Linked DNA regions of Homo sapiens: region 2 is linked to region 1. Evidence: chromatin loops called from intact Hi-C (ENCODE). Cell type or tissue: OCI-LY7. All regions are shown on one strand.

What was found. Peaks named below come from ENCODE experiments on the same cell type or tissue, not always from the same donor. Only the 100,000 strongest peaks of a DNase experiment are listed, where the experiment ranks them.
Region 2: a loop joins it to region 1, with 2.8 times the contacts of the local background. A loop is called at or near these places in 3 of 110 quality-filtered maps.

Annotation. Positions count from the first base shown.
Region 1 is chr6:108,671,953-108,674,452 of GRCh38, forward strand. All of the region lies in intron 2 of FOXO3 (forkhead box O3), which reads left to right. Among named protein-coding and RNA genes, the nearest start is that of LINC00222, 78 kb to the right of the region's middle. RefSeq lists a silencer at 1,694-1,988. In OCI-LY7, no CTCF peak of the experiment used is centred here; a DNase peak (open chromatin) is centred at 1,429; H3K4me3 peaks cover 698 bases; H3K27ac peaks cover 1,187 bases.
Region 2 is chr6:108,896,437-108,898,936 of GRCh38, forward strand. All of the region lies in intron 6 of ARMC2 (armadillo repeat containing 2), which reads left to right. Among named protein-coding and RNA genes, the nearest start is that of ARMC2-AS1, 26 kb to the right of the region's middle. RefSeq lists an enhancer at 550-1,749. In OCI-LY7, no CTCF peak of the experiment used is centred here; no DNase peak of the experiment used is centred here.

The DNA.
Region 1 (2,500 bases):
CTGAGAAGTCCCAGCTGTCTGGCTTCAGCTCTGCTTAGCATGGGTACCCATCGGTGTCCACAGGGGCTAGCAGCAAGTCCTGCTGAAGGAGATGCCCCACCCTGCTCTTTTCAGCTGCCTTAGAGCCTCAAGCCTGAGCCTCTCCTGCTGTTGGGAGGAACCTGGCAATGCCATCTTTGTCTTCCCAATGCCGGTCATCCCAAGCCACTCAGAGAGATAAAGAGCCATTGCAGTCCCTCTTAGGGCTGTCTTGGAGCAGAAAGACTGGCACATGATAGCATGGTGTTGGCAGTAGTCTGGCCTTGGGTCTCCCCAGAGCTGGTGGTTTATCGCTTATTAGTTACTGTGATACAATTTGAGGTTCAGAAAAGACAGTCACTGTACCCTTAACATCTCTTCGAATTCTAAGTTGAGTGAAAACCCAGAAAAAAAATAGGCTGTTCTTCTCTAAGCGCTTCTAAATAAGCAGCAGCCAGGCCAGGGACTAAAATACATCGCCCTGTAGAGCCACTGGACACTGGGATGCAGGTCTTTTGTGTCTTTCCTGCTCAGTAATAGATGTGGACCTTAGTTTGTAATTTTAGGTCGGCTTTGTTTTTTAATAACCTATTTTTTGCTAAAATCCATGGCATTCGTTTATTAAAGAATAGTATCACTTAGTCACGAAGTCTCAGAGGGTAATTCCAGTGTTTCTGAAGGCTAAAACTGTAATTGACAGTCTTGGTTTGATTGAAGGTTTGGATGTCAGTACGTCTCCTCTCTCTCCCTCCCTCTCCCTCTCCCTGTCTCTTCCTCTCTCATCCTCTTTCTTCTTCTTTCTCTCCGTCTCCCTTCCCTCTTCTTTTCCTGCTTTGTCTCTGATGCAAGAAGTCTGAGCCATAAGGTTGTGGGATTTTTTTGTTTCCTTTTTTTTTAAATGTGTTTCTGTTTGTGTGGAGTGTTTGACTTGATTCTTCAGGGGAAATCAGTGACTAAGAAGAGAAGGCCAGAGGTAGAAGTCCAAGAATTCTGAGGTCGAAATTTTCAGTTAATTTCCAGTAGGCCTTCATTTCTGTATATGCCACTGTAATTAATTGGGGCTTTCATTGGTCATTTGTATGTTCAAAAAAGATCAGACAGCAATACCGCCCAACGTAGTTATAAGTAATCAGAAAGTGTCTTGACTGATAGACCTGTTGGAAGGTGACCCTAATGTTTACCTGAAAATGCTGCCTGCCCACCGAGTAACAAAAGCCAAAGCACTCCCTGCCCCACTCGTCAGGTTCTACTCAGACTGCCCTGCTGGCTGGAGTGGGGTGCCCCATGGGAGGCAGCCCCAGCCGGCACTTACACCAAGGTGCAGGTGCAGGCCAAGCTGTAAGAAGAGGGCCACCGGGGCCACACACGCAGATTCCCCTCACTACCGGAATCTGCACACCTGGCCAGGGCACTCCTTTGTCTCCCTCAGTTGTGGAGCCACCCTGGAGTTCCTCTCAGTTCCTCTGTGGCACTGGTGTGATGGTTGTTACATGGCCACCATCTGTGTCACCTGTGTGTCCTGGTCATACCTTACAGGTGGTTTGGACTATTTGTAGAACTCAACTAGCTGATTCTGTGTTTTCAGTTTCAGAATCACTTGGAAAAATTAGATTGTCTCTCAGAATCCTGTGTATCTAAAGCAGGAAAAGAGCGCTTTAGAGATCCTCCCTTCAGTATTTGGTAGCTAAACCCTGAGATGGACTGGCAATTACACCTGCATTTCCACCCACCCTCCAGGGATCTAGGGCATCCCAGCCTGCACACTCCTATCATTCATCCCTGCCCCGCCCCCCACATACACACACCCCAGTAAATGCAGTGAAGAGTCATACAGGATAGGGTCACACCCAGCAAACATAAACATTGTGATATGCAGGTCATGTTTGATGACTGAACATTTCCTCCTGTACTACAATTCCCTATTGTTTTTAAAAGGTGAATCACTTTATTGACAGCAGCTTGAAACTTAGAGTAGCAAGACTCTTAATTTGGGGGCTGGTGGTAAGGATATCTATGGTGGGATGTACAGAAAGGATAGGAGAAGATAAACCTTTTATTAAATACTTGAGAATTAGTTGAATGTTAAAATCGTGCCTTGTATTGATTTCATCTGTAAGAAATAGGAGTTTTAGAAATTGAATGATTGGAAACCATCCTTTTCACATAAAGTACTGCAAATCCTAGGTCATATCCCACCAGGCAGTAGGTTCTGCCTGGACTCAGACTAACTCTTGGCAAATATGAGTAGGTCATGGAAGCAGTTGCAATGAAAGGATGCTGAGTGTTTGAGTTGGCAAAGAGGAAGAGAGGGTTCTTCCAGGAGGATGGTTCTTTGATTGATTCAGCCAACATTTATAGTGCATCCATTTAGTACTTTCAACTTACCAGGTTCCTTGGGACATCAAGAAAACTGTTGTTTCTTTCACTGGAATATGTGCTGCACGAGGGAAGATACCAGACAGTGCTCTTAAAGTAGTAGGTG
Region 2 (2,500 bases), 220 kb after region 1:
TATATGATTCCATGCTTCATTTTCTAGAGTAACTCAGGGATTGTGTATAAAATGGAGGCAGGAGGAGGCCCAGCGTGAATGAAGAGGTGGAAAGGCTGTAGCCAGACACAACTGTGCCCTTTGAAATTCCTGGGAGAGGGTTGGAAGGAAACCCTCATACCAGTGACTGAGTAACTTTGGTTCTGAGAAGAAGCAAATCTCAGAAACATTCAGAAGGGCCCGTAAGGGTTAAATAAATTGTTCTGTGATTTCTGATTCACCCCTATAATTCAGCTCTTTCTGGGGTGAATAAGTTATCCATTTTATTTGTCCTGAAAAACAGGTTGATAGTCATGGTTTCTCATAGAAGTTCTCTATTAAGCAGCATATTGCATAGGAGGTAAAAAATGCAGACTTGAACTTATTGGACTCAAAGTCTGGTTTCTAGTAAATTTAAGTGTGTTATAAATATGTATCAATTAAATAACTCGCCTGACTTATTTTCTGGCTTTCACTTACCTTGATAATGTTGATTTTATTTTATTTTTTATATACTTTGGACTTTGAATAGGTTAGTTATCCACAAATATGAGCAAGTATGTTTTTTGTATTACTTGAATATTCATGTTTACTTTTAGAATCCATATCCATAAATTATCAAAGTTAAGGCAGATTCATAAAAACAATGACCCAAAAGATTGAGATGGTAGTCTACAAACTATCTGTAGTTCCAGAATCCCTGAGCCTGATGGGAAGTCAGTTAGAGTCTTGGTTTTGTGAATATTCATATATTTTGCTACAGGGTGCTGCCGCAGAAGACCCTACAGGGGTGGTACGTAATATGCAATGTGTATACCATATTGACTTTCTAAAATCCATATGTTCCTGCATCCCACACCACATCTGATTCCAAAGGTTTTGGATAAGGGATTGTGAATCTGTACTGATGTGGACTAATTTGTCCTAAAGACAATTCAATTTAGTATCTGATGGTGAAGTCTTGCATTGGGTTAGATAGATTATCTGAAACCTTGCTATTAAGGCTATTTACTGCACTGCAAATGTTTAATAATAGCTTTGTTGACAACCTCTATTTACTTTTGCTGCTTAGGTGATCTTGGATGCCCTGTGTGGCTCAGCTGCTCTTGGCAGTGGGAAGGGTTGATAAAAGGCAAGCCTGGACTTGCTGCAACTGGGAGTGGCCATTTCTAGCATGTAGTATAATGGGAAGGCCTGTGTGTTGGGTGGGATAGGTAGATTGCACAGCGTCCCTGCTTCTCCTGGGTGACATCAGCACCATTTGATGGTTTGAGGATTCATGTCAGAATTCAAATACATCTCTGAATTCAAATGAATTCTTAAATATATGCCATTATGTGTTATCTATGGATTTCTCTGCTATTTTCACAGATAATCATCAAGGGACTTTATTGGATTTCTTGATGCAGAGAATTTTATTTTAATCCATATTAATATTAAAAAATATTAATATGGATATTTACTAAGGTATTACACACATTCAATATGTGTTGTATATATTTTTCTCTTCAAGAATAATAAGAATGCATTAGAGGCATTGGAAAATACAGAAGAGCGCATAAAAGAAATTAATAATCCTAATCCCAATATTTAGAGATAACCATTGTTACCCCATTTTACAGAAGAGAGGTAAAGCAATTTGCCCATAGTCAACGAGCTAGTAGGTGGCAGAGCTAGGATTCAAACCCAGATGGTGACTCCAAACCTGTGCTATTGATAGGCCCCCTGCTCAACTTGTCCTTTGTGCAAAGTAACCTGAAAATACATGGGCCATATACCCGTTTGCTCCTCTGTCTGTCTCTGTCTCTCTGTCTTTCTCTGTCTCTTCTCTCTCTCTCTCTTCCAACCTCTCACCTTCCGATCCTTCCTGATTTCTAACTCTTTGTGTGACATTTTTAGGGTCCAGGCATCTTCTGTGTGGACACTTAATTGGTACCAGGTCCACCCTGCCCCGAGAGGGCATGGACTCCCTGACTTGATGTAGACCAAGTGCCGGATAAAGGACTTAAGGGGTGGTCTTCAGAGAAGAGAGACTGAGGAATACATCTCAGGACTATTCAGTAATGCCTCAGCACAGCAAAGCCACCTCTAGCTACAGTCAGTGTTTTAGATCTTGAGATACTGCCTGTGTGAAATATAATCATAATTTGCAGTTTCTAATATGAGTTACATTTCCCCCCAGTGTTACCCTTTAGTCGGCTAGTTTGCTGCAAGTCAGCATAGCTTTGAGGTCAAATGCAGAGGCTGGGGAGTTATATGACCCCAGGCAGATAACTTAATACACCTGGGCTCCACTTTCTTCACTTGCAAAATGGAGACAGTTTGGGAACCTCCTCATAGTGTTACTGCAAAAATGAAATGGAGGCCTCCTGCATCTAGAGTACACAGTCAATGGTTGCTATTCCCTACAACCCATATTCACAGGCAGCATCTACTCTTGATGGCTTGGTAGTATCACACAGGCATGAGATACTGCAGGGGT